7 separate regions of the Mus musculus genome follow, and regions 1, 2, 3, 4, 5 and 7 are each linked to region 6. Evidence: chromatin loops called from intact Hi-C (ENCODE). Cell type or tissue: heart. All regions are shown on one strand.

Evidence for each region. Hi-C counts contacts between places; a loop is a spot of excess contacts. Peaks named below come from ENCODE experiments on the same cell type or tissue, not always from the same donor. Only the 100,000 strongest peaks of a DNase experiment are listed, where the experiment ranks them.
Region 1: a loop joins it to region 6, with 6 times the contacts of the local background. A loop is called at or near these places in 20 of 42 quality-filtered maps.
Region 2: a loop joins it to region 6, with 3 times the contacts of the local background. A loop is called at or near these places in 12 of 42 quality-filtered maps.
Region 3: a loop joins it to region 6, with 2.6 times the contacts of the local background. A loop is called at or near these places in 7 of 42 quality-filtered maps.
Region 4: it touches region 6 in a loop (3-fold over the local background); 26 of 42 quality-filtered maps call a loop at or near these places.
Region 5: a loop joins it to region 6, with 5 times the contacts of the local background. A loop is called at or near these places in 40 of 42 quality-filtered maps.
Region 7: it touches region 6 in a loop (2.4-fold over the local background); 3 of 42 quality-filtered maps call a loop at or near these places.

Annotation. Positions count from the first base shown.
Region 1 is chr12:80,107,061-80,111,060 of GRCm38, reverse strand. Zfp36l1 (zinc finger protein 36, C3H type-like 1) reads left to right here. Exons shown (of 2, transcript NM_007564.5): 2 at 513-3,301. The coding sequence ends at 1,472. Among named protein-coding and RNA genes, the nearest start is that of Zfp36l1, 4.0 kb to the left of the region's middle. In heart, CTCF peaks have their summits at 600 and 1,994 (motif pointing left); DNase peaks (open chromatin) are centred at 570, 1,250, 1,940 and 3,738; H3K4me3 peaks cover 2,047 bases; H3K27ac peaks cover 2,029 bases.
Region 2 is chr12:79,967,585-79,971,584 of GRCm38, reverse strand. No RefSeq gene overlaps it. Among named protein-coding and RNA genes, the nearest start is that of 4933435C09Rik, 33 kb to the right of the region's middle. RefSeq lists an enhancer at 1-2,955. In heart, a CTCF peak has its summit at 1,600 (motif pointing right); DNase peaks (open chromatin) are centred at 1,144, 1,454, 3,524, 3,904 and 3 weaker places; H3K4me3 peaks cover 361 bases; H3K27ac peaks cover 3,665 bases.
Region 3 is chr12:79,836,766-79,840,765 of GRCm38, reverse strand. It overlaps a transcript of Rad51b not described here. Among named protein-coding and RNA genes, the nearest start is that of Gm3596, 6.9 kb to the right of the region's middle. In heart, no CTCF peak of the experiment used is centred here; a DNase peak (open chromatin) is centred at 2,375; H3K27ac peaks cover 3,571 bases.
Region 4 is chr12:79,359,893-79,363,892 of GRCm38, reverse strand. The region is part of intron 7 of Rad51b (RAD51 paralog B); the gene reads right to left. Among named protein-coding and RNA genes, the nearest start is that of Rad51b, 65 kb to the right of the region's middle. In heart, a CTCF peak has its summit at 1,505; no DNase peak of the experiment used is centred here.
Region 5 is chr12:80,131,384-80,135,383 of GRCm38, reverse strand. 2310015A10Rik (RIKEN cDNA 2310015A10 gene) reads left to right here and starts at 2,540. Exons shown (of 3, transcript NR_033514.1): 1 at 2,540-2,657; 2 at 3,425-3,570. In heart, a CTCF peak has its summit at 2,431 (motif pointing right); DNase peaks (open chromatin) are centred at 2,643 and 3,905; H3K4me3 peaks cover 1,476 bases; H3K27ac peaks cover 2,286 bases.
Region 6 is chr12:79,610,873-79,614,872 of GRCm38, reverse strand. The region is part of intron 7 of Rad51b (RAD51 paralog B); the gene reads right to left. Among named protein-coding and RNA genes, the nearest start is that of Gm36048, 190 kb to the left of the region's middle. In heart, a CTCF peak has its summit at 2,006; DNase peaks (open chromatin) are centred at 2,002 and 2,352; H3K27ac peaks cover 3,622 bases.
Region 7 is chr12:79,794,289-79,798,288 of GRCm38, reverse strand. The region is part of intron 9 of Rad51b (RAD51 paralog B); the gene reads right to left. All of the region lies in intron 1 of Gm36048 (a long non-coding RNA gene), which reads left to right. Among named protein-coding and RNA genes, the nearest start is that of Gm36048, 2.6 kb to the left of the region's middle. RefSeq lists an enhancer at 1-2,495. In heart, no CTCF peak of the experiment used is centred here; DNase peaks (open chromatin) are centred at 1,058 and 1,848; H3K27ac peaks cover 1,564 bases.

The DNA.
Region 1 (4,000 bases), 500 kb before region 6:
CTGTTGCCAAAGGAAGGGCACACTTGTGGAAGAGGAAATGGTGGAGAGTGTGGGGCCAGATTTTGTGGGGGTGGGGGTGGCGGGGGGGGGGGGGCGGGTAAGCAGGGACTGATTGAGAGAGGATTTGGCTCATCCTTCCAAACTTCTAAACTAGGTTTACCTGATTCTTTTAGGGGGAGGGAAATGAAAAGGGACTGTCTTGTGTGAAAGGCTCTCTGAGTTGAGGAATGTATAAACGGGGCCCGGATTTTAGAGGGGGGAAAATTAGCTTTAGGGACAGGAGGAAGCTACATATCGGGTCAGCACGGGGCGGGATGAATACATAACTTTTTCTTCCACACACGGCAGGATTTTGCGGTTTCTTATGAGCAGTGCCAAAATAAATCCAGGTGGCTCCTTTTAGAGAGACTGGCCTATCAGATGGAGAGGTGCTGTCCTTTGTGGACACCATGCCCTGGCCTCGTGGATGTCCTCAGTCACTCATCCGTCCCTTTCTTTCCCTCCCCTCCCAGGGTAACAAGATGCTCAACTACAGCACTCCCAGCGCTGGGGGCTGCCTGCTGGACAGGAAGGCAGTGGGCACCCCTGCTGGCGGGGGCTTCCCTCGCAGGCACTCGGTCACTCTGCCCAGCTCCAAGTTCCATCAGAACCAGCTTCTCAGCAGCCTTAAGGGTGAGCCGGCCCCGTCCCTGAGCTCACGCGACAGCCGCTTTCGAGACCGCTCTTTCTCCGAAGGGGGCGAGCGGCTGCTGCCCACCCAGAAGCAGCCTGGGAGCGGCCAGGTCAACTCCAGCCGCTACAAGACGGAGCTGTGCCGTCCCTTCGAAGAAAACGGTGCCTGTAAGTACGGGGACAAGTGCCAGTTCGCGCATGGCATCCACGAGCTCCGCAGCCTGACCCGCCACCCCAAGTACAAGACGGAGCTGTGCCGCACCTTCCACACCATCGGCTTTTGCCCGTACGGGCCCCGCTGCCACTTCATTCATAACGCCGAGGAGCGACGCGCCCTGGCGGGGGGCCGAGACCTCTCCGCTGACCGTCCCCGCCTCCAGCATAGCTTTAGCTTTGCTGGGTTTCCCAGTGCCGCTGCCACCGCCGCTGCCACGGGGCTGCTGGACAGCCCCACATCCATCACCCCACCCCCTATCCTGAGCGCCGATGACCTCTTGGGCTCACCTACTCTGCCCGATGGCACCAATAACCCCTTCGCCTTTTCCAGCCAGGAGCTGGCGAGCCTCTTTGCTCCTAGCATGGGGCTGCCTGGGGGAGGCTCCCCCACCACTTTCCTCTTCCGGCCCATGTCCGAATCCCCTCACATGTTTGACTCTCCCCCCAGCCCTCAGGATTCTCTCTCGGACCACGAGGGCTATCTGAGCAGCTCCAGCTCCAGCCACAGTGGCTCAGACTCCCCTACCTTGGACAACTCAAGACGCCTGCCCATTTTCAGCAGACTCTCCATCTCAGATGACTAAGCCAGGGTAGGGAGGGACCCCCCCCCATGCCTCCTTCACCTCTCCACCCCATCTCTTCCCTTCACCTCCCCACCCCCTAACTTTCCCTCAAACCCCACATTGATACATTTAAGCTCAGCCCCTTTCCCAGAACAACCTTGGTATGTTACCCTCCCCCCACATAAGGACAAGTCAATTTGTTGGTAGCTTCTGGCTTGAAACCCTCTCCCTCCATTTCATAGCCCACTTAACCACGCATAACAGAGTTCCATCTTTTGTCAGTAGATGCCTTTTTTTACCCCCCCCCACCCCCCCCGGCTTAAGCCTTAAGTGCCAAATCACAAAAGAAAAAAAGCAGTAACCGTTTACAGAAGCAACTTAGTGCCTTGTAATCTAACTTTGTCACTGTGACTACATTACCTCTTCAACGCCAGGGGGCACCCGTGGGCCTCCCAGAGCCTCTGCCCGTGGGGTTGGGGGTGGGGGTGGGGTGACCCGCAACCAGCAGCTCCCCCAGCTGGCCACACAAGTGCACCTTTCTTTCGGTCTCCCGCACACTCTTCCTCTTCCTTATAGTTACTCACCTCCCTCAGAGAGTTGTTGCTGGACTTGGGGTTTTTTTGGGGGGAGGGGTCTATTTTGACTTTCAAAACCTTTTACTTCCCAGCCCGAACCCCTGTTGACTAATCTTGCCTGGGTTTGTGTAGGTCTCCAGGGACAAAGGTTGAACAAGTTGGACGAAGGTTTTGACATAAGTGGGACTTCGTGATTTAATTTCTTTCTTTCTTTTCTTTTTTTTTTAAGTGGGGAGGAAGGGGAAACTAGATGGACTATGAGAGACTTGATTTTGGTGCTAAAGTTCCCCAATTCATATGTGACATCTTAAAAATGACAACAAATGAGAGAAAAGCTAAAAACAACAAAAAAAAACATGTAAGGGGTGAGCAGTTAATGGTCTGCATTCCACATACAATATCTGTGTAAAACGATTTCCTGTAGAAGTAGCTTTAATGGATTTTGCTCTAGAATACCTTAGGTCTACCTTAGAGCCCCCACACAATGCTTTTTTCCCTGGGTTTAAACTTCATCTAACTTTCAGAAATTGGAGAGCAAAAATGTTGCTTATCACTGCACATCAATATAAAAAAGCTTATTTAACTTATCAAAACGTATTTATTGCCAAACTATGCTTTTTTTGTTAATTTTGTTCATATTTATCGGGATGACAAATCCATAGAATATATTCTTTTATGTTAAATTATGATCTTCATATTAATCTTAAAATTTTGTGACGTGTCTTTCCTTTTTTCCACAGTTTTAATATATTATTCTTCAACAACATTTTTGTAACTTTACACTTTTTTTGGTTATTTTATTTTAAAAAAATGAAAAATTAATTTAAAAAAATGCAAAAAACTGTTGGATTATTTATTTTAGAAATTCTCCCCTTTGTGTTGGACTGCAAATTGAGTTTCTTTCTCCTTAGGCCTTTCACAGGTAGGACTGAGAATGTATGTATAAGTTCTGTGACAGTACAGAAGGAAAACCACCATTTTATGTATAGCTTCTAAAAGGGAAAACAAAAAAAGAGAAAAACCCTTTGAATTCCATGTGCCCATCTCAAGACATTCCGCTCGCAGATTTGTGGTTCTGGATTCCAGGTTGGAGTTTTCCAATGTTGACATAAACAACTGGCGCACACACATAAAGATGAATGTAATTATTATTCCTCTTGCTGGTCACTACCGTCGCTTTCTATTTCTCTTTCTTTGTGTGAATTTATTTAAAAGAAAAAAAAAACTTTTTGTAACGACTATTTGCAGTTTAAAAATCAATAAACCCCGTTTTTCAAGAAATGATTTGTCTATAGGTTTTTCCTTGGTCTGACACTCCTTGGGGCAACGAGGTGGCTGGTCTTTCATCTTTAAAGCTAAACCCATAACTCTGGATGTTGATGCCTTAAGGTCACTCAGCTTGGGTGGGGCGGAGGTATTTTTTATTTTTATTTATTTTATTTATTTTTTTTTTTTTTTTTAGCAAAGGAGCCTGCAGAGAGCAGGTCCAGGGTATCCTTGCTGACCTGTGTGACCTTGGCTACTGTAGGGAGCTGTGACAGGATCATCCAGTCTTCCCACTATGAACTTCCTTTGGGGGATGGTCAGGGTGCTACTGATAAAGTACATAGCCCATGCTGCACTTGCTGGCTTACATTGACTGTGTCAAGGGCTCATAGGTATTGGTCTCATAGGCATTAACCTAGTCAAGGTCCTAGCCTCAGTACACCCCTGAACCGGTATGAGGAAGCACTGCCTGCCTGCAGAGGAGCCACCAGGATGGGAAAGGGCAGTCTGCACCTGGATTTGACTGCAGGGCTGGAAAGGGAAGATGGAGGTTAACATAGACTGTATAGGAAGTCAGTAGTTCCCATCAAGGGAGGTGGTAGGCCAGTTGTGGCGCAAGAGTTGCTGGAGGAGGCTGAGGCAGGAGGATCCTGAGACAGACAGCCAGGATCAGGGAGCCCCTGGAAAGTGATTTTTTTCCCCCTCTCT
Region 2 (4,000 bases), 360 kb before region 6:
CAGCCCTCTGGTCTTACTAGGGACCTCCTGCCTGCTCTGTCCATCTCTCTTCATTGCAAAAGCTTCACTATTACCAATGTTTATAACTCTACTGAGGATCCCAAACCCAGATTCCCACCTTGATGTAGGAATTCCCTCTGCCCACCTGCATCCCTGTTCAGGGCCCTGACCAGTAATGTCTGCCAGGATGGTAGGGGAGGGGCATTTTCCAGGTTGAGGGTTTTCTCTGGGTCTGTTAGGGCCTGGAGACGCAGGGAAGCTTGCAATCCCAGGCCTGGGGGAGGGCAGGTAATATGAACTCCCAAGAGAAAGGGATCTGGGGCAGAGGAGAGAGGGAGGGGAGAAGGCTGGCTTTCCAGCATGTTCTCTATACCCTGGTATCGAGAGGCACTCCATCCTTCATTCCTCTGGCGCTACTGCTCCTGCATAGCTGTGCTGACTCACAGTGGACATCAAGGTTCACAAGTGACTGTTCCCAGCGCTGGGGCAACTTCCAAACTGGGTCATGGTAACCAATGGTAACCGGAAGAATAGCCTATAGAGTCTGAGTGTCCCCATAGCTCTCTCTACAGACAGAGTAAGTAAATTTTACCAAGAAGGGAAACTGAGGCTCAGAGAGGCTGAGAGGTTGCCTGAGTCTGCATACGCAATAAGCGCTGCTGCGGCCAGTTGTCAAACCCTGAAGGTCAAACCTCAGAGTCACAATCTTGATGCAGAGAGGGGCCCCGACAGACACTCAGTGACTATTTCCTGTCTTCAGCAGCTTTGGTCAGTGGCGGGGAATCAGAAAGGCACTTGCCCAGACTCTCCCAGCCCTCACGTTGGACAGCCTCAAGTTAATGTGGACAGTTGTGCCTGACTGTCAAGCAAGCCAGTCTGAGCTGGATTCCATACTTTACTTGCTGAACAATCCAAGCCTACTGCTCTCTGAACAGCCCTGGCCAGGAAGAGACCACCCCTGGATCCGGAGTCCGGCGCATGGCAGGGGGAGTAGGAAGAGCTGAGGAGGGAGTGTGGGGCCCCAGAGTTCCAGCGGTGGGTTTCCCTGCTTCAGGCTTGCCCTGGCCAATGGTCTTGCTTTCAGGCTTCTCTGTGCTCTGAGCACATCTAAACATTTGGAGAAAAACAAGAAAGTGAACAATAGGCGCTTGTGGGCTGGAGAACAGGGCTGACTTCCCCCTGGGACCCGGGCGCTGTTCGTAAGCTGCCCCAGCTGCACTCTCACGGTTGGGATGTCACTGGGGCCTGGCTGAATTACAGCCTTGTCCTCCATGGGGCCTGCTACCAACTCCTTTCATACCCGGGGAATGCAAATGTTGGTAGGGGGATCTGGAGCTGTGTAGAGACAGAAAGCTTGCTTTCCTGCCTGGAATTTGGGAAATCAGACAAAAGAACACACACACATACACATACCCCTATTTGGCATGGAAGCTCTGCCAAGCCATGCCCTGACAGTTGTGTCCTAACCAGAGAAGTTTGCCCCACAGGAAAAAAACCAAAACCCCAGCTCTCTATCAAGTGGACTCTGGGCACAGCCCCAAGAAGCTCAGAGTCCACAGGACCTAGAGACAGAATTCCTAATGTGTGCCAGAGCAGTTTCACCAGGAGGTGGTAGCAAAAGTACCCCCATTAGTTATAGCACTGAGGGAGGTGGGCCAAAGGTGCTCTTCTGAGCTGGCTCCTCTGAGGTTTTTAAGACTGTTGCTTCTCACCATTACAGCCTAAGCCACAGGGAATGAGAATGTAGTCAAAGTATCAAGATTAGAACAGAGAAGAACAAAACAGAGCCCAGACCCCCTCTCAGCTAGGGCTGACCAGTGGTATCATTCATACCCAGTAAGTAGGGCTAAGTTTCCCTGTCAAGAGTTCCTCACCTTTGTTCCCAGGACTGGAGGCGGCTTTGAGCAGTGTCCCGTCTGGGTGGCATCCCTGGAACAGGTCTCAGGCCCTGGTGTTTTTGAAGTAGCTGCCCAGACATCCCATCATAGGCTCAGGAGGGTGAATAGCCCTTCTACTCACCCCTCCCACTCCCCAACAATGTTCTGGATCTGAGAGCACTTCTGGGTTGTTTGTGCCCAAGGACAGGAGGAATTTGGCAAGAAGTCTGTGGTTGGAGGACAGTGCATTTACTTTGTGAAAGGATGAGTGAAGGACCATTCGGGGAAGTAGGGAGCACTGTTGTCAGAGTTGGGACTGGAGAGATTAGAATGGGTCAGAGGACTCCTATGAAGGACATGAGTAACAAAATGGGGGGTTCAGAACAAATGGGTTGACCTCTGGAGAGCAAAGGCAAGGCTTTAGTGTCTAAGAACTTCAAAATGGCTGTTAGGTCCCGCTAGATATGTGGTTCCTCCTCTTTCCTGCCCTAAATAGTTTTGGAGACAGAATCGTCTTTTTTTTTTTTTGAACTTTTATGAGTGTCTGTTTGTCTGTCTATATGTATGCACATCACAGGAGTCCCTGTGGAGGGCAGGAGGACTCTTGGGAATTGGTGTTATGAACAGCTGTAAGCTACCACGGGGTAGCTTACCCAAGCCAGGTCCTTTGCAAGAGCAGCAGTGTTCTTAACTTGAGCCACTGCTCCAACAGTGAGACAGTGTTTTTATGCAGCCCAGGCTGACCTCAAATTCTCATTCTCCTCCGTCTGTCTCCAGAGTGCTGAGATTAATGGACTACATTATCACCATACCTGCTCTTAGTCTACTTGTTGGTCACCTGGGACTGTGAAACCTTCGTAGTCTCTGCACTTCTCCTGCACTTCTCTGCACTGTTCCTTTCAGCACATTAACATGAGGCTTTGTTCCTTGTTAGGGAGCTGGGCTGAGTCCCACAGGGGCAGTGTCTCTAGGCACCCTGATCTTCTTGTATTCACTGCTCTCTTGAAAGTTCACTCATCTAACAAGAAGGAGGTAAGCAAGCAGCCTGTATGCATGCTTGAAGGGGACACTCTGTTCCTTGGAAGTAAAATAGCATTACCATTGCTTTTTTTTTTTTTTTTTTTGATTCACAATCTCTTGTATCTTTTCCACCAAGCCTCCCAAAATTTCTATTAAATCAGTGCAGCCTTAAAACTGAGCAAATACAGTAATTTCACTTGCCTTGGAGACACAATCTTTGACCGTGTATGTCCACAGTTTCATGTGGGCTTTCCCAGTGTATTCTTTCCCCTTCACAATTGAACACACAGTTGTCTGGCTTAAATCAAGAGAGCATCTGAGTTAGGCTAACTATTCCCCACTCTTGGCGTTGCCTAATGACTTCCATCTTTGTTTAAGTTACATTAGGTTTGTGAGACCTGCCCTTTTTTATCACCAACATCAGTACTTCAAGTTTCCATTTCCATTCATTCTTATGAAAGAACTCAGGTCAAAATGCAATGAAAATATTCCAAGACTCACACAAGCACCACTGAACGGGCAGCAGGTGATGCTGCAGAAATGGAATTGTTGCTTGGCAGGATGCAGCACCGTGGATGCCTCAAGCACTTGTTCACCGGCCAACCTGGGACAGTCTGAAACCAGAGCTTGTCCCAAGAGCTTGGGATGGTGTTATATAAGTCAAAGGGAAACATACGTCTCTGCCAGAGTCAGAGGTCGAAGCCAAAGGCGACTAGAATGATCTCATCTTAGGAAGCACAACAGGTGTAAATCCTGGCACCTCTCGTTTACTTGGGCAAACATTGCCATGCAATGAAGCTGTGGGTGAGGGTTGCTTCCTACAGCAGGGTGCCCTGTGCACATGCCCATACACCTTCCAGCATTCCTGAGTTTGGGGATGCATGAAAAAAGTGGGTCGGAGGACCCAGCACCCTGCTACACAGCTAGAGAGACTAGGCATGCCTATCAGGGAGGTCAGTCAAGTGGCCGAGTTCTAGTCAGGGCTTTTCCTAAGATACAGCAGCTCCAGGCCGCTCTGTTCACTGCATGACAGAGGACAGGGGCAAGTTGCTATCATCTGAAGAGATAGGGGGCTTACGGCCAACAGAGTGGTGAAAGGACAC
Region 3 (4,000 bases), 230 kb before region 6:
CTCCCCCACCCTGTGGAAGAAGAGGCCTGGGTGTGATAAGTCACTCCCATTGGTGACACTTGATTTTGTCACGCTGCTTGAGCTCAGTCTATAGTGCCACGTGTGTTGCTGGAGAATCTTGTCACCTCAAATGTTCTGTCACCTGTTGTAAAAGGAAGATGACCTCACTCACCTCACCAGGTCAAGTGACATAAAGAGCCAAATTTAGCGAGTAGCGGTGGTTTCTGGCTGCTCTCTCTTTACCATCTGGCGCAGAGGAATAGGGGTGAAAAGACCCTTTTGCTCCTCCTCCTGGAAGCCCTCTGTCTAGCCTCGAACCCATTTTGATAGCAATACCACCACTTGGTTGAGTCTAGGCTGTTCTCATCTCAGTTTCTCCCAAATACTCAGCCCATCACTCCCAGTGCCTTCTCCTCCTCCATGTAGCAATTCCAGGGCCCCCAAGTCATATCCCCATTCTACCCTCCCTTCAAGCCCAGTCCCAAGAGTGAGAAAGCAAAGAGCTCTTGTATTCTTTTGAGCAGGAGAAAGTCCGTTGAAAGTGGCTTTGCTTTGTTGTGCCCACTTCAGAAAAAGATCAAACTGCAGGCTCCACGAAGAAGAAGGGAGGCTTCAGGCAGGAGGAGGAGGGGCAAGCCTAAGCAGGGGGTACAGAGGCTCTCACAGAGCCTGAGGGGACAAGATCCTTACAACTAACCAATATATGGCCTGCTCACAGATGGTCTCATTACCCCAAACCAGCCTAGACAATACAGCTAGAACGTTTCCCAGCAGATAGATAGGCAACCATCTAGTCTGAGGAACTGAGTTAGCAGTATCTACATAGGACCCCTTCCCTTCCTGAGAGTTCTTGCCTTTCAGGTTCCCAGGGAGGAGCACAGAGCACATGCAAGGAAGCCCTTGAATAGGCACTGCTTCAATTCAAGCCTTGGATGCTTAGGAGGGGCCTCGGCATCCCACAAATCCCCCAGTGCACAAAGCTTTGAGGCCAAGTGTTCAGTCTGTTTGTTCTTTGAAACAGGCCCTGGAAGCCAGGAGTTATTTGTTTCCGAAAGGTAGGCGCGCATCAGGTGGGTGGTCGCTGCACTTTCTGTGCTTTGATTCCTGCCTTTCTTTTCAGGACCACTGAGGGGTTTATTTTCCTTCTCGCAGCAGTGCTCCGGGGCTCTGCTGTACACTGTATCTGTGTTGGGTTTTCCCACAGGCCCCTGCAAAAGCAGTCCACTTGCTTTCAGAAGGCCCTGGGCGGCCCCGTGAGGGGGGAGCTGGTTGCAGCTGTATGCCCCTCCTTTCTGCAGCAGGCTTTGATCAGGGTTTTTTTTTGGGGGGGGGGGGAGTGATGGGGGTGTGGGCTGGTGCAGCCTGACCTCCCATCTCCAACATCTCCCAGGTAGAAAGTTCTGTTCAGCCTGTCTGTGGCTTCAAAGGCCCTGCCCCTCCGGGCTGGGACAAGTCTGATAATGGTTCCCATTTTTTGTTGCTGTGTGATCTTCCAGCAGCCCTATCTTTCAGTCGACAGGATCCTGCTTGTTTGGTTGGGCTGCTCCAGCCAAATTGAAATCACCTTTCTGGTTGAGGAAGCACATTGATGTCTGTCTTCTCCCATTGAGACCCCTTTGATGGCTCAGACATGGCCTTCTAGCTCAGACAAAGGTGACCCGGGCCATGGCAGCCAGACACCTGTCCAGTCAGAGCCCGAGCCTTGAACAGGGTGGACATCTGCTTGAGTCTGCAATTCAAGAAGAACACTCCATTTGGCACTTGTGTCCTCGGGAGCACACAGCTTAAGGAAAGCCAAGGCTTTCTGCTCTACTTCCTCGAAGAAATCCAGCCATGGTGGCTGAGGCGGCATCCTGTTCTCCATGCTTGAACTTGAACCTGGGACACAGCCCAGATCCCTAAAGTTGACTACAGTTCCCAGGAACTTGAGCTGCTCTGAGTTGAGAAGCAGGCAGCCAGCCAGTGTTAGGCAGGATGTCCCTTCCTAACAGTTGTGGCCTTACAGGTTCAGTTCTCAGCCCTGGGGCATGAACAACAAGTAATGGGGCCCCTCCAAAATCTATTTCTAGCTCCTACCCCAAACAGTTTCATCTGTCAGTCCCCAGGGTTGAGTCAAAGGACAAGGGCTGAGCCACCAGTGTGCTGCTGTTGGTCTGGAGAGGGGTTGCGGCTTCCCTGGAAGGCTGGCTGACTGCTCCTCTGGGGCAGGTGGGGTTAGGCTGCACATTGCCCTTTGGTTTCCTCACATTTAAAATGAGGGTGGCCAAGGGCAATAGGAGAGCATCCTCCTTCCTCAGTCTGATAGCACAGGGCTCTTCCTTTTGACTGTACTCAAAACAACCAGGGCAGAACAATGAACACAGGAGGAGGCCCAAGGGAATTTATCATGTGGCTGTCCCGTGGCAGTTCCCTCTCTGCCTTTATCTCCTACAGAGGTCTGTGTGGGAGGAAATTCTGGCAGGCTGCATTTGTCTCCCTGGAGTGGAGAGAAGCTGCAATGTTGGCCTCGCCCCAGCCTCAGCCATAGCAAGGAGACCTGAGCCGTCTCCCAAGACTCTGAAGATGTGCCCACCAGAGTGCAAACCTGCAAAGAAGAGACTCCAAAGAGTGTCAGTGTGCCCAGACCAGCCCAGGTCCTCCTCTCTGCTCCTGTCACTGCGTGACAGCTTTGTAGACACTTGTCCTCTGTTGTTGGAAAAGCAGGGGGCAGACACAGCAGTGAACACAAAAATTTCTCACACCAGGGAGGTCACTTGCCTAGAGAATTCATCCTTTTCCCCAGATGCCTGGGAAAAGAGAAAGGACCTCCGAGCCTTGCGGCGATGAGGAAGTTAGCCAGTTCCAGTTGCTCCCTGTGAAAGTAGATGTTTTGCAGCATCTGATCAGGCCATCTCATCTCAGCACTGATTCATTTATTTGTATAGTGGGGGGTATACGCATGCAAGTAGGTACACATGTGTGTACAGGTGTATGTGCAGACTTCATGAATATGTAGAGGGCACAGGAGGAAGTCAGTTCTCCTACTATGGTGCTCTCTGCCTTATTACTGTGAGTCAGTCTCTTGTTGACCCTGGAGTTTGCAGCGTTTTGGCCAGACTAATGGCTAGCAAGCCAATGATCTTCCTGTCTCTGACCATCCCTAGTCCTGGAGTGAGAGGTATATGTGGCTTTTAACATGGCTGTTGGTGATCTAAACTCAGGTCCTCATGCTTGCAGAGCAAGTGCTATTACCCACTGAGCTATCACCTCAGCCTCCCATCTCGGCATTCTTAATTTCATTCAGTCCATATGCAAAATCCTCCCTGCCAAGGGGAAACTCTAGTGCCTTTGCTGCCAAGATTCAGAAACTAAGGAAAACAGTTCCTATCCGGCAGCTAGTCACTGTGGGATGTTGGCCCACCATTCTTTGGGGCTTGAGCCTTTTATAATGCTACAAATTGAACACGGGAAGACCTGGGTTGAAGGTCACCAAGTGATCTTGACTAGGCGACCTGACATCTCATGGCCTCAGTTTACACATCGGCAATACTAGAAACCTCAGAGGACTCTTCTCACTCAGAACTGCATGAGATAACGTCTGTGATGTACCTAGCACACGCTAAGGATTCTATAATGTGACCATTATCATTACCATCCTTTCAAACGCTATGCAGGTCTGACTGGTCGTCCTCCTCCCTGCTGAATAGCAACCTCAGAGAACAGTAAGCCCTACTCTGATGTAAGAAACAAACTCCGGGTGGGAATGGGGGGCATATAGGTGGAGGCAGACCCCACAGCACAAAGGTTAGGAATGTCTACCTGGGACACCAGTAGAAAACTCAGGGACAGATCTGAACATAACCTGATTTTTTTTTTCCTCTCTGGCCATGTCACCTCTCAGGTCAGACACAGTGGGCTGGTTTCTTAGGACTTCAGTGACACATTGGCACAAACAACATCATTTCTCACTCAGTAGACAAATATTCTTTCACACTTTTGGAAAGAAGTCTAAAATTGAGAT
Region 4 (4,000 bases), 250 kb after region 6:
GTTTACTTATTTACCTTCAGGTGGATCGCACTATATTGCCCAGACTGGTCCTGAGACCCTGGCCTCATACAACCTTCTTGTAATAGACTCCCAAGTGCCAGGAACTACAGACCCACATTGCTGTACCAGACTCAATAAACTACTTGAGAAGCACTCTTCTCCAGGGGCAGTAGTACAAACCTGTAACCCCGGCTTATTGGGAAGCTAATGTGAAAAAAACCATTTGAGCCCATGGGTTCTAGGCCAGCATAGAAAACACTGAAATTTCATGAGGCTTGGAGGGTGTGACAGTGTGGGTGGGGTGAGTTAAATGAATACCTTACTGAAAACATAGCTGAGTTGGGGTATTGCTCTTTGACAGATTAGTTACCTCAAGCACATAAGGCTTGAGTTTCAATACCCAGAGAGAGAAAGAGAGGGTAGGGGGAGGAGAAGGAAGAGGAAAGGACATGGGAGGGGAAGAGAAAGAGGAAAAGACAGGGGAGGGGAAGAGAGAGGAAAGGACAAGGGAGGGAGGAAGAGAGAAGAGAGGAGGGGAGAACCTTTGTCTGTAAGATTACATATTTTTCAATACCTCCCCCCCCACACACACACACACACATACCTACAATAATTTGAAGTGTATGAATTTATGTTGAGGCTTTTCCCTCTAAATGTGTAACTGTTAGAAAGCAGAGCATGGTAAGTTCTAGACCATGTCAGCCATGCTCTAGTGAACAGATTGATGTATTTTGTGGGAATAGGTTAGCCACTACAGAAGCTGAGCCCCTTTATTTTCTCTTTACACAAACCCAGTTGTCTTTCTGCTTCCCACCATGATAGCTAAAGCTCCCTAAGGCCGTCACCAAAAGTCAAAACAATACAGGCACCATGCATTTGCACATCCCAGCCTCCAAAATCAAAGGAAAACTAAATTTCCTTTATAAATCACTCCATCTCAGGTGTTCTGTTATAGCAACAGAGAACAGACTAACATAAACACCACAAGTCTAAATAGTCCTACGTTGAATTAAATCTTGTCTCCTGAGTCATTTGCTTCAAACAAAACAACATCATTCCAAAAAAGGCCCCATTTTAACCGTCATTTCTAGTGGCTAAATCACTGATTTGACTTTCAGCAAATCTGTAGAACGTAAAAACAACTATTTTTTTAAAAGCTAAAAGGAAGCCAAAGAAAAACACTGAGGAAAATAAAGACTTAATGAAATGTTTTCCTTAGTCACACACTAGAATGGGAACCGAGGACATATGGTCACAGAACAGAGATTGTCCCTGTCCTTGTGCAGCTTCATTGTTAAGAGTTTTATCACAACAAAAGAGACATTTATATTGCCATTCATCCATGAATAAAAGTGACATATCTGGTATGAAACCCTTTTCAAGGGGCTGGAGAGACAGCTCAGTGGTTAGGAAGACAAAGGATTGCAAGTTTGAGTCCCAGAGCCCAGATAGCAGCTCACAAGCATCTTTAACTCCAGTGGGAGGAGTCTGATGCCCCTTCTGGCCACTGTGGGCAATGCACTAACATGGCACACAAATAGACATGCAGGCAAAACACTCATACACATCAAATAAATATTTAAAAATTAGAATAATAAAAAAAGAAACTGTATCCAAATCCCTGTCATAAACAAAAGGTTCGTCTGATTGAGTTTTCCCTTCCTTTACATCTGTGGGCAGTTTTTATTATGTATGATTGACATCATATATCCAGTCATGGGAATATACAATGTGGATGTTATCTATGATGGTGGTGGTGGTGGTGGTGGTGATGATGATGATGATAAATAATGACAATGACAGCAACAGTAATTGCTTAGAAAGCAGTAAAGTTCCTGATGTTGCACAATTTAGAGTTATTTAAGGTATTTAAAGTTCTTATCCCTTCTTCTGATTGATGATTACTCCGTGTGACACTGGGTTTGTTTGTTTGTTTGTCTAGGACCATGTCTTGCCACATTATCCACGCTAGTTTCCAACTCCCAAATCAGGCTATCCTCCCAAAACAGATCACTGATCAAAAATATTCTATCAAAATAAAGAACTTAAACAAACAAGCTGACAAAGTTTAACAAGTTAACTACTTGATCATCCTGGAGATCAGAGCACGGCTTGTGGCAGCTGGTTCTCTCCTTTCACTACCCAGTCCCAGAGAATGAATTCAGGCAGCCGGGCTTGGCATCGGGTGCCTTGACCCACTGTTTTAATGTGATAAAAATCAGAGATTTGGGATTTAATGTTCCAGGTGTCTATTTCTCCTTTGTCTAGTGTTCCCTTCCTGTTTTGTTTCCGGAAAAAATAACCATTTTCCTGACTTCAGATAGTCCTTACTTCCAAATAGAACATCCTAAAACTAAAGGGTCCCCAAAAATGTACCTCCAAACCCCAAGGCCATGCAGAACCCCACGACTTTTGTCCTTATTTGTCCATGAAAGCCATAGAGAAGTTTATGAAGGCTATGGATTCTCTTCCCAAAATACACTCCTAAGAATATACTTAACACTTCGCATAATTTCAGGAGACCTAAAGCATGGTCAAAATCCATCAACGTAAATGATTGGTCCACATTTTCTCTTCAGCCATGTTTCCTTCAATATCAAGAAATCCTGGCAGCAATGAGAAAATAAGTTGGAACTTACTCATGAAGTCAATAGAAAAAAAAAAAAAAGCCAAATGTCCAAAAAATTAAAGAAAAAGGTCCGTGCCAATGTGGGGTACTCCTAGGATGGCTGGATGCCAGAAGACTTATTAAATGGCACTAGAGAAACAATCTAAACATTTTTATGATTTTAGAATACAAAATTCAATCTTGCTTATTTCAACTACCACCACCTTGCTTTGAATATTGTCATTTAATCAGCACAAAGTCTAGATATTCTGGTGTAGCTTGATTCCACTTACTCCTCCTAACTCTTACCTAGAAGCCAGTTTTATCTTATTTTCTTCTCATTGTTATTTACTAATTTTTACATTTTTATTTCGTGTGTATATGTAGTATATGCATGTGTGTACATGAGTGTACATGGGTGAGAGCCACCCAGATGCCTATGGGAAGCTAGAGGTTGACTCTCCGGTCCCTTGCCTCAGTCATACTGCCTCACTTTTGAGGTAGGTCTCAGCAAACCTAAAGCTCACTGTTTTGGCTGAAATGGCTGGCCAGCGAGCTCCCAGGATCCCCCTGTCTTCATCTCCCAGCACTGAGGTTACCAGAGCACACCACCACGTCCAGTTTCTACATGAGATTAGAGGATAAGAACCCAGCTCTTCATGCTTGCATGTTGAGCGACTTCCCCAGAACCATCTCCCTCCCTGATTTCATACTTCAACGGTCAGGGAGAAAGTCATAATTCAACTGTTGAAGGAGCAAAGCATGAAAGTCTTGTTTTCCCCTTGGATAAAAGACATATATCCAAAAATATTAATATATTAATGTGTCTAAGGTAAATATGATTCTATCTTTCTCTTTGAAGAACTTTCAGTTCCTTGGCCTACCCAGGAGATAGTGACTGAAGCACATCTTCTCTGTCTATCTATCTCCCTCTCTTGTGATTATACATGCATGTATGTAGAGGCCATAGGTCAATCTCAGACATCCCTCGGGTGATCCACTTTGGTTTTTAAGACAAAGGTCTCTCATTTGGCCCAGACCTAATAAATGTGGCTAGGCTAGCTGGCCAGCAATGCCCATGAACTTCCCTGTCTCAGTCTCCCCCGAGCTGAGATTATGATCGCAGGTTACTACACCCACCTTGTCCTGTGAGTGCTGCAGGTATCATTAGGATCCTTAGGACTACACAGCAAGCACTTTACTGACCATTTCCCTGGGGTTTTCTTTTTACCGACATCAAGGCATCGGGCATCCAAAAAACTCTGTTGAACATTTAATAATTTTAAGGTCTTTAATGGTAACACCCATGTTAGTTTTGACCGCTGTTGTTTGCCTGGCATACAGCATGCCTGGCACACAGTATGTGCTCAAAATCTGTAACTTCAATCCACA
Region 5 (4,000 bases), 520 kb before region 6:
CCGGCTTGCCAGAGGCCAGTACTTCCACACATGACCTCATGAGAAGCCCTTAGTGCCTGGCACCGAGTCAGCACCCGAGAAGTGATCATTATTAATCTTCAGAATCTTCCGACGAGGCAGAATGCTGTGCTCTCCCCATTTCCCAGATGAGGCAACTGAGGCTCAGAGAGATTAAGTTACTTGCTGCTGGAGATAACCCAGAACTGGTTTTGAATTGGAAAGTGACTTACTTTGTTTCTTTGTTGTTGTTGTTGTTCTTATGTGTTCCTCTCCCTGGCTCAATGGGCCTGGAATCCATGGACTCCCCCCCCCCCGCCCCCCAAGACATAACACTGGAGTGGTATGGGGGCCCTAGATAAACTTTCCTGTCTTCTTTATCCCAGACTGAGTGCTGGGAGGCTGAGCTTAGTTATCCTGATTCCCCCATTCTTCTGATGAAGAAAGGGTTATGCAGGGTGCAGGGACCAATAGAGAATGTTCTCCACAGAAGCCTGAGCAGTAGACAGGCAGAGGCTGTCTGTCCCATCCTCATCTTCAGCTTGGCATGGGCACCCTACAGGCAACAAGCATCCTGACAACAACATTTGTGGTTGCTGTGTGCTAACCCGGCCAACCCTAGAGTCATTAGGGAGGGGAATAAATAGGAGGGGTGAGAACCGAGACTCAGGGAAAGATAGCGTGTCCCCCTATCTGCTCTCCAAAGTGCTTGGAGCGGCAGGGCAAAGCTAGCATGAGCTTGCACGCATCCTTTGAGGTCCTCCTCACATGTTGGAATTGTGACATCAGCCCCAAGCATACAACAGGCCCTTAACAATGTTCACAGAAGAAATTGGCCCCAGACAAAACATGAACTGCATGGGTGGGAAGATGGCACGCTGTCTTCTTACAACTGCCCAACGCATCTGGTTATATCAAATATGATTCTCCCTCAGGCTTCAAGGAAGGGCTGAAACAAATCGGACTCAGTCAGTGAGAAGCCCAGGAGTACCTGGCTAGGGTTCCTAAAGGTGAGGTAGCATTCTGGGTGTGGCTAAGATCTTGGGTCCCAGGGTCTCTTCTTAAGAGGGAGGTCCTGGGTACCAGATGTCTGGACCTTGCCCATTGGTCTCTCTTCTGTTCCCATAGCTTTGTCCTTCAGCCTTTGGATGGGTGGCAATGCTCTGGTCCCCTCTGCTCACCACACCCAGCGCTTTCTTGGGTTCTCTCCAGGACCTTCCTGCTCCCTTCTTCTAGACCCCTCTTTAGAATTTCCACAGAAAGGCCTTTTGTGACAGCTTCCACACAGCCCAGTATAAATCACACATGCTCCTTGATTCGCAGTGAAGCCCTGTCCCAACAATCCCTTCAATGAACTGAAAAGGCCAGGTAGCGTGGAGAGTACACCTGCTTCCGTAACGTACCAGACGTCACCACTGTGCCATGCAGTACACTATAGACCACTGTCTGCTTCCCACTCACGACTGTAGGAACTTCCCGCAGAAGAATACTGTGTTTATTGCTAGTCCGGGGGAAAACCCAGAATTAAAAATTCAACTGTGGTTTCTACTGAATGTATATTATTTATGTTTCACCTTACAGGTGAAATTATGATAAACTGGGGACTGTTTGTAGTTCCCTATTTATGTCTTCTTTCAGTGCCTTAATATTTTCCTCTATAAGAACATGGAAACTTTTCCAAACTGGGCCTGGTGAGATGGTTCAGTTTGGTGAAGGTGATTCACAGGCCTGATGATCTGAGTTTGGTTAGAATCTACAGAATCCACATGTTAGAAGGAGGGAATCCAGTCTTGAAAACTGCCCTGATTTAAATAACTATATAAAATATATACACACATATACATATATGCATATATATTTTATAAGTGAATTAAAACTTTTTCAAGGGGCTGGAGAGACGGATAAGCAGTAAAGGTCATTGGCTACTCTTCCAGAAAACCCAGGTTCAATTCCCAGCACTCACGTGCTTACAACCTTACAAGCTTACAGCCATCTGTAATTCCAGTTCAGGGGATTTAAAAAGTCCTCTTCTGGCCTCAAAGTGCACTGCAGGCACACGGTACATAGAAATACATATAGGCAAACAGCCGTACACTTAAGATTTAAAACTTTCTCAAGTGTCATCTTAGATTTGTGAAATTATCCCGCTAAGTGCCATATGGTTGAGAGCTCCATCAGGGTCCTCTGTGCTCTGTCTGCATACTGTATACTGGAGTGGATGATAGAACCCTGGCCTAAGTAAGTGGGCTGAGCTGGTAGATTCAGGACCAGCGGCCAACAGCAGCAACATTCACCCTGGAATGCCATAAAATACAAACTCTGAGTTGGAGTCCGACCAACAGATGGGAAGACGCCTAGGGAAGTGTGGTGTACGCTTTTGAGAACCCTGTAGAAAGGGTCTCAGTGCCCGGTGGTCCAGGGCAGTTAGGATGGCCCCGCGTGTGCCATTCGGCACACTGGCCAGTGGAGGGCAGTGTTGCCACGCCCATCGAACGACCTCGGCTGCTTGAGCGGCGTGAAAGGCCGGCTGGGGAAGACCGGCGGGGCGGCCGCAGTCTGCTCGCCCGGGCGACAGACGCTCCGAGATGCCGAAGGGCCAGCAGCGGCCCCGAAGCTCCGGGCTGGCCGCGCTGTCGCTCTGCCGCGCCCCGGTCTCGAAGGTTCGCGAGGCTCCAGGGCGCAGGGGAGGAGGCTCGCTCGGGCCGGCCGGGGCAGCCTGCCAGAGAGGGCGGCGGAACCTTGACCGCGGCCCCGGAGGCAAAGGGCAGCCTCCGCGTGATGCCTCGGCGAGCAAAACAAGCCGGCCATCTTGGCGCCCTTAACCAGCTCCTGGCCGCTCCGGGCGCGGCCAGGGGTCCGGCCACCGAGCCCCGCGGCGGGCCTGGGATTTGGAAACCGTAATGCCATGGGCGTGGGGAGGAATTTCTAAGAACGGGAAGAAAACTCGAGGCCCTGGCACGTTCCCTGGGGTGTTTGGAAATGCCATCAGTTAGCCATTAGTAGGCAGGGCCAGCGCTTCGGTCAGTGATTGGATTTGTCCCAGTCGCCTCCTAGTTCTTTTTGCCCTATATTCAAAGAGCTTAAAAGTCATGGGTGGTTGAAGTAGGTCAGAGTGATCACCAGGCTGTTGTTGCCTGGCAGCCCAGTGGCAGGGTCCGAGACAAGGTGGTATTCCAGTAGATGCCCTCGGGCCGTACCAACCCAGGGTCAAGGACTAGCTGCTCCAGTGCTATATGTGATCAGCTCATTTCCAGTTTCTCAATCATTCTGATGTCATCCGAGGGACAGAAGACCCCACGGCTCCTCCTCTTTGCCTAGTTTACACATCGGGGTTGTTCTAGCATTTGTAGTTTTCAGGTTCTAGAATATTCTTTTCCTCTGTCAGCCCCCACTAAGAAGCTTTCTTGATTTCCCCCTTTGTTTCCAGTGAAGGTGCCTCTTCCTGGCTAGCCCACCTACATGCTGTCATCACTGGGCTTCTGCAACTCTCAGTCTTTGTGGCTGCACCCTTCCCTTCTGAATCCTGAGGACCCATGAGTGTCAGGCCCATCATGAAATTGGTCGTCTTACTGGGTACGTAGGTCATGCAGGAACGGGTCCTTGCAAGAGGACTACCAAGCGACTGAATAGGTTTTAATCTGGATTGGGGCCTAGGAGTTATTCACAGGTGTTTTGAACCTTCAGCACAGGAGTATGTATAATGGTGTTTCCTTAAGCCCTGTAATGGAATCCTTTTGTGTGTTTACTGAAAGTTATTCTGAGTAGAACTGTCAGGGTGTGTGCGGTAGGAACCAAAACCATAGGTGTGAACCAGACTGAGAAGATGGGCCCTCAGAGCCCCCTCTGTGCAATTCTGTATGGCTTGGGCTATGGGCAAAGGGAAGACAATCAGGCTGGCAGGCTCAGGACCAACTGAAGACCGGCCTAAGCCGGTGGTTCTCAACATGTGGGTCGCGCCCCCGGGGGGTTTGTCAAAGGACCCTCGGAAGACACAGATATTTAC
Region 6 (4,000 bases):
AGGAACTGACTGAATTCTGGTTTGTTTCCCTGAAAATGTAAGCTATGGAGCAGACATTGTAGTAAGAAAACTACACCCCTTGACACAGAAGCAAATATAGAAACAAGCTGTGACTCATTTTCACCATCCCTCCAGTCCCAAGACTTTAAAGCATGATCCACAGAATGAAGCCCCCCCCCCCCCCGTAAAGACCCACTACACATTTACTGTGGTTCCAAGGGCAAAGGAAACCAATTAATTGGAAAAGTGTGAAGATAAAGACCTTCCAGGGGGAGGGAAGGGAGGTGGAATAAAAGAAAGGACCGACAAGAGCAAAAATATCATAAATTAATCATTCAAAATGGGTGCAAAATACTAGAGTGGGGCAAAGCCAAGCTGTTGTTTAGTCCCTGCCCAGGGCTAATCTACACAGCACTCTAGAAGGCTCAAGAGCAGCTATTAGAGGAAACAATAAAGAAGCCCCTCCCCCTGGAAATTTGATCTCTGCTTTGGAATTTTTATGACATTTCTTTCTTAGGGAAGGAGAAGGTCTCACCACCCTCTTCCAGCTTCAAAGCCTGCAATTAATATCCTTGGCCTGCTTTATGTACGTTGTTTGAGGTATTCTCAAAAGTCATATTGCTGAATTTAATGAAAGTCCATTAGGCAACTGAATCAGCAGAACACTTGGGCCTTCATCTACAGAACTATCCTGTAGACGAGTCACCTTGGTCACATTCACGAGGCCCTTCAGTGTCACCAACGCTGTATGTGCAAAATTAGGATTTTATCAGGACTCTTAGCTGAAAACCAAAAAATGCTTTGGGTTCCCCAGTTGGGAAATGGTAGGTCGTGATGTAAGAATATGTACAAAGTGATTTTGGTTCTTGTACAAAGACACTTGGTTCTTGGTATTACGCAACAAGTGAGTTCCTGAAAAGTTGCGACTTACACAGTCTATTTTTTTTTTTTTTTAATTCTCATCGATGGAGTCACTTACAATCCACATCAGGAACTCACTACTCACTGTTTAATGAAATCTGATTGTGGTTTCAGCTGTGAGGAAAGAATGCTTTGTAATTAAAACGAAATCTTTCTGTTTGATCAATTTTCTACATTCAGACTTGTTTTTTTTTTTTTTAACTGAAGTCTCAAGGTGGGTACTGTCAGGGTGCTATCCTCAGTTGGTACACAATGTTTTGTTTTAATGGTGTTTCTTCTTTCTTAGAAAAAAAAAAAAAATCCAAAGATCCAGAGAAGTATTTCTGTAACCGGAGTTCATGCTCTCTACAACATGAAAGGACACAACTTGTACTGGTGCTTTATTTAGCTTACTGTGGCCTGCGGCCTGTGGCCTGCGAGGCATCCAGGGTAGCAGACCCCAGTACACTATTAGGTAAGAAAACAAGAACAAAAACTGGAAGCCATGTCTCACCCACCTACGGCAGCTCTGCCAGTCTAGCTACACAGCAGAATCAAGATGGCGCCATGCCAGCAAAACAAAAATCTGCCTTCTGTTGTTGTTTGGTTTGTTTGCTTGTTTTTGTGATCTTCAGCGTATCTGAGTTAGTGGGGACAGTGAGTGATCGTAGGGTAATGGCTTACTATGATCTTCAGGCTCAGTCTGCTGTCCCTCTGAGAAATATCTAATGAACTCAAGGGAAGGTCTTACCTTCAGACACCCATGACCCAAATGACATGCCAAGGCAAGAGTGCCAGCACCACTGTGTGCTCCCATCACAATCTGCCCTTCGAGGCAGCTGCTGGCAGGCAGTGTCTGCCCTCTACTACCAGAATGCAATGGGGCAGAAAAATTAAACTGCAAGTGGGCTGAGGGAATAAAGGGAGAAGGAAACTTAAAGGCAGTATCTTGGAAGCATATGTTTCAGACTCACTGCGGGCAGTTCCCTGTCAAGCAGAGATCAGCCAGGTTGGTTAGCCTAATCTCCCCAAGCCACAGATGGTCTAGGCCTCCTCATTCCTGTCCCTGGGACCACAGCCAGTGGTGTGGCCACCCTGCCACCTAGCGTTCAGTGTGAAAACAAGCAGCACGTCTTGACAATGCATGCTGGGTTTCAAGAAGAGCCAGAAAAGGGAGCCAAGAACTTTGCTAAATTCCCTATCCCTTGTTCCCTTGTTTGTTTTTGTTTTAAATGAAGGTTATTCAACGCTGGCAGCCTAGTGAGACACTGCCAATAACCCCAGCAGCCCCTCACATCTGAAGGGGAAGCAAAGAGTACTGGGTCTGAAGTGAAGGCGCGGAGGAGAAGGCCCATTCCCTCCACATATGGTAAATGGTGTGGCTACGGCAGCACTGTCTCGGGCAGGGCAGGAAAAGTGTAGCCGTTGCAGGAGAAGATGAGGAAAAGGGACTGCTTTTTAAAACATCATTTTAGCAACACGCATGGTGGGGCAATGAGATAAGCCGTGGGCTTGGCCTGCACGCCTGGGCGTGAGCCCCGCTCAGCAGCTTCCTAGCAGTGTGGTTGGGTCACACACAGCTTCCAGCTTCAGTTCTGTTTCTGGAAAACAGCTGTACTTAGATGTGTCTTTCCTACTTCCACAAAACTGCCTTGAGGGTCTGCTCGAACAAAATGTATGCGGGGGCACTTTGAGCAAAAATTCTGTGGGCTAGAATTAGAACATAGGTTAAAATTAGAGTGTTCCAAATACATTTCTTTAAAATTATGCTTCATCCAGGATAACGAGCCCACCTTGACAAGCCACTTCAATGTCTTACATATTCACAATATTTTTTTTTCAAGACAGGGTTTCTCTGTGTAGCTCTGGCTGTCCTAGAACTTTCTCTGTAGGCCAGGCTGGCCTCAAACTCACAGAAATCTGCCTGCCTCTGCCTTTAATCTGCTGGGATTAAAGGTGTACCACCACTGCCTGGCCCACAAAATTTCTTAAAGCAACAGGACTGAATTCCCTTCTTCTGGACAGAGCTCACATTGTGATGACAAGCCAGGCATGAGGAGGCAGGGCTTTTCTTTGCTGTTCCTGAACTAACTTTCTGTGTAACTTCAAGCAAAGCCACTTCGCTGTCCTCAGTTGCAGTTTGTAAATACACAGATAAGTCAGCTGTAGACTGAACAGCCACCTCCTGCCACTTCTAAGATAAAAAGATGGCTTGCTTCTGATACCCACTCTTCCCCTTACACGAAACAGTCTTGAGGATCCAGTAGGATTTCTTTGGAAACTTAAGCTCATCACAAACCAATACAATGCAATTTTTCCAGAAAAATCCTAAAAGCTGTATGCTAGAAAAGACAGTCTTGGGAAGAAAAAGGTGGCCACTGAAGTATGAATGTGTTCGTATCCATATCAGAACATCCCAGGCTGCTCACAAATGGCTGTGGCCTGAAACAGCTCACCAAGCTACCCACCTGAGCTTCCACACTGACCACGAACGTCATTGCTTCCACATAGCTCTGAAAATACTGTCTGTTCTTTTTTTAGTAATGCTTTTAAACAATGTCAAGAAAAGAATTTTCCTTATCCAGATTTCTTCTCTGCCTACAAATGTCAACAGGACTTAGGAAGACAGTAATGAGAGCCCACTGACGTGAACTGCAGACAAGAGTCACACTGAAGCGCCATCAAGCCTGGAACATGACCATGACTGCCAGGGCAGGACGCGACTCACAGCCACCTCAGGCTCGTGAGCTTTTCCTCTATGGAGGGTGACCTGCTTTGAACATCTCAGCTTGTCCATCCTTTGGGAGAATGCCAGGAGTTAGCTTTGCCTGGTATCCCTGGGTGTCGTGTTGTGTACACTACACAAGCACACTGGTCCCAGAGGATCTAGCCCTCTCCTTTCTCCCCTCTGCTAGACCATCCACTTTCTAAGACAAACAGATTTTTCTCTAGTCTTTTCTAGAGGCCACGAAGACAGGGCTAGCCAAGGTTTGTGTCAATCTTCCTCCACTAGCCAAACAGCAGAAAGGCTCACTGGGATGCTACACTGCTTTAGCTCCATCAAGTCACTATCTGCCCAGGGAGGCGGGGCCCTTTGGGC
Region 7 (4,000 bases), 180 kb before region 6:
TGTGAGTGTGTGACTACACATACTAAATTTTATTTTATTTTATTTTATTTTATTTTATATGTATTGGTGTTTTGCCTGCATGTATGTTTATGTACTGTGGTGTGCTTAGTACCTGCAGAGCCCAGAAGAGGAAATTGGATTCTTTCTGGAGTTGTAAGCTTCTGTGTGGGTGATGGGAACTAAACATGGTTCCTCTGGAAGAACAGCCAGTGCCCTTAACTGCTGGGCCATCTCTCCAGCCCTCACTGCTGTTCCATAGCATGATTAGAGGTGACAAATCGACAGCATTTGGTGGCAGCCACCATCACAATCAGCTGCTTTTGGCTCCCACGTCTTCTAGAATGCTCTTGATATAAAACAAGTTCCTCTCTGGAGCAAAAGATGGAAAGAATAAATGTATAAAGTGATGACCTGCCAGACCTTCTCTGACTTGTATCTATTTAAAAAACTTATCTGTAGTTTCTCCCCCAGTCGGGGGTCTTGGAAAATGCCATAGAAAAGAGCAGGCCACCTTCCCAGTCTCTGCCAAGAGACTTCGCTTGGGCAGGACCCAAAGTCAAGCCATTGGTTCCAGATTGCTATAGCATCATATGTTTTTCCTGGCCTGACCCTACTTCTATGAGGCTTAAAAGTGGAAAAGGAGCCATGGAACGGAAAGTGCTGGGCACAGGAGTCCTTCTCCAGGATGAGGACACCTTCCAGGAATAGTGCCCGTGCCCTATGTTATGATACAGGCGTTCTATCATCTGGAGCAGCCCAGCCTGGCCCTCCTCTGTGGTTGGCCAGGGTACACAATAGGGAGCAGGGTCTTGGAGTTTTGAGTAAAGGCTATTCTGGAGGGTGCTTTTGGAGAGATTTGGTCCTGGCAGGCTCCATCAGTTCCTGCAATACAGCCCAGTCTCAGGAAACAGTGAGTTTTGTCTTTGTGGCCTAGGAAAGCAAGTTTGAATAGGCAGCCATGCGCGGAGGCAGGCTGGCACCAGCGCTCCCACTTTCTCTTCCCCAGCTCCCATGCCCGGAAGGCTGCTTTTAACCCTGGTGATGAGCACCTTCCTCTTTTCTCTTCTTCCTCTTCCCGCCCACATCCTAGAGCTCACAATGGTTGAGGGTGAGGGCCGGAGTAAAGGGCTTGGCAGAGTCAAAGTGTACAGAAAACCTTTTCTTCCCGTAGGAGCAGGTGGCTAGCTGGGCTGGCTTTCTGCTCTCTGTCGGACAATGACAATGGAGTGTGTTCAGCTGAGGAAACGGTGGTAAGAAACAACCGAGAGCCAGCTCAGAAGTGACACCTTGCACACTCACCCACGTTTTCCTGCTAGCCTTTCAATTCTTTCTTAGTCTTTCCATTGATCAGCAAGATTCTGTAGTTGTTGATAACTTGAGCCAGGATGTGCTTGCAGGATATGTCTGATCCTTTCATCTGTATGTGTGGTCCTACTAAGGAGCTCGGGAGAAACCTGTGGACTCCGAAATGTCTTTCAATGCAGGTCCTATTATCTCATTTCATTTGCAGTCTGGGCTAATAAAACCCATTGCTAAATCAAACACATCTTTCCTCTAGCTCTGCCAAGAGACTGACAATAATCTTGCATGCCAGGGTTTTGCCTCCTTGTTGAAGACTTAGCAAAAGGGTTCCTCAAATGATTGGAAGCCCAGGAGGAAAGCTGCTTGGCCTGGCATCAAGTAATCCAAGAGATTAATAACCTCAAGGCTTGTCCCTTCCCCAGGTTGAGTAAAGTCCTCCAAGCTAAGGGACAGGAGGGCCGGAAATGCTTCAGACAGGAAGGTCTGTGTCTGCAAGGAGGTAGTAAGTTGAGGGGGATCTGAAGTATACCCAGAGATTCCCGTAGGAATTCCCTGTCATTGTGTTGAAGAAACTACAGGAAAGGCGGCGGGGGCAGCTGCTGTGTGTCTCTAGATCTGACCCCGATTAGAATCTGCTTCGTCACTAGGAAAATCACTCTCCATGGAACACAGAAGCTCCAGCAACAATGCCACAGGCATGAGAGAAGAGCCAGCAGGGAGTTTAATGGCATCTAAGTTGTCTTTTCACATCAGAGAGGCTCGGGCTCAAGAAGTATACAGTGCTGGAAATGGCAGGGTGGAAAATAGACCGTATCTCAGTAAGCCTGGCTTTATTAATTTATTTCCATTTGGCCAACGTCACTTCTCCCATAGACATTTAGTCATAGAAAGTAAGCTGGCCTAAATCTCTATGAAATAGGGATTTCCTAGGTTTTAGGACAAACCCCCTAGAAGTTCTGCACCTGAGGCTGTGAGATCATATATTGCCACAGAATACTATTACGTTCTTTGATGGCATCTCTCTAGTGGTTGTTTCCAAAGTGTCTTCTAATAACATTGGATTATGAAAGTATAATCTAGAAGAGAATGTGCTCCTTAAGGAAAACAGAGTTTCCTCAGCCCAATGGGATCCTTGTGTAGTAAGTTATAGGACATGGTCAGGGGGAGCTTTTCCTCACGGCTTTCTCCTCAATATTTCATTATTAGAAAATTTAAGTACACAGCAAAATGGAGAAAGTTTTTAATGAATACCTATAGTCCAATCATGTTGCTTTATAATGAACACTTTTTTTATTTACATCCTAGTTATCTATCAACTCACCTGCATTTGTTACACTTCAAAGTAAATTGTGAACATTAGCTCATCCTTGCCTAAATACTTTCACATGCATATAACTATTATAAGAGTATGGTTTGTTCATATATCTTATTAGCCACACTGGGTTTTGTTTTATTTTTTTAGTGTACATCATATGTGACTTGAAAGTATCAGTGATTTTTCCTCAATATAATGGAATCAGCAAAAATATGATGACTATACACATGTGTTTGAATATAAACTTAATCAGTAAAGCTGATCTTTAATCTTTCAAAATGAACTTGTTTTATTAAGATGTACTTTACATGCAATAAATGTTGCTATATACATTTAATCTATAGATTTTCCTTTGAATGCCACTTCAACTATGTCATGTAGGCTTTGGTATAGTATATATTCTATTTCAATGGTCACAATTTTCTATTTTCTATTCTGATTGATTTTTTGCTTTGTTATTTATTTCCAAGTCCGTACCCAATTCAGAATTTTTGAAATTTCTGCCTGTTATTGGTTACTAACTTGATTCCATTGTAACTGGAGAAGTTTGTTCAGATTTCAGGTCTTTCAGATGTGCTGAGACCCGTATTATAACCCCATAGACAGATCATATGCAGATCATATACAGATCATACTGGAGGGTGCTCCACTCAAAGTGAGTATGCCACTCCCACGGGAAGTGGTCTAGAGAGACCGATGAGCACACTGAAAAGTTCACAGCTCTCTTCAAATCTTTTGCTTCTTTGATGAAATTCTGCTCAACTGATCAATCCATAATTGAAAATGGGATATGGCAGTCTCCTAATTTTACTATTGAATTATCTATAGATAATCTATAGATGCCTTTTCCCTTTGAACTTGTTCTTGTTTCAGATATTATTTTGGAGGTTCAGTTTTTAGATGCATTTATGTTTATAATAGTTAAGTGTTCCTGACAGGGGAACATTTCCTTAATTAAAACAACTTTTTTTCATACACTATATTTTGATTATATTTTCTTCTCCGTCAGCTCCTCTCCGGTCCTCCCCCACCTCCCTACCTACTCAACTTTATATTCTCTCTCTTTCAAAAAAAAATACAAAAAACAAAACCACAGAGTTTTGTGTTGGTCAAATACCCTTGAACATGGGGTCTGTTTTGGAGTTGGTTGTTATACCCAGCGAGACTCCACTGGTGAAAACTGATTTTCCCTTTGCCCCTGGGTATCGATTGTAAATATCTTCCTGGTTAGGTCGGTACCCTGTATCTTTTTCCCCTTTAGGCCAGGTTTGGTGACTTTAACAAACAGAAGGTTCATGAATTTAAGGCAAGCCTGAACTGTACACTGAGACCCTGTCTCAGACATTAACAACAACATGTCCATTTTTGTTTCTGGTAGAATTT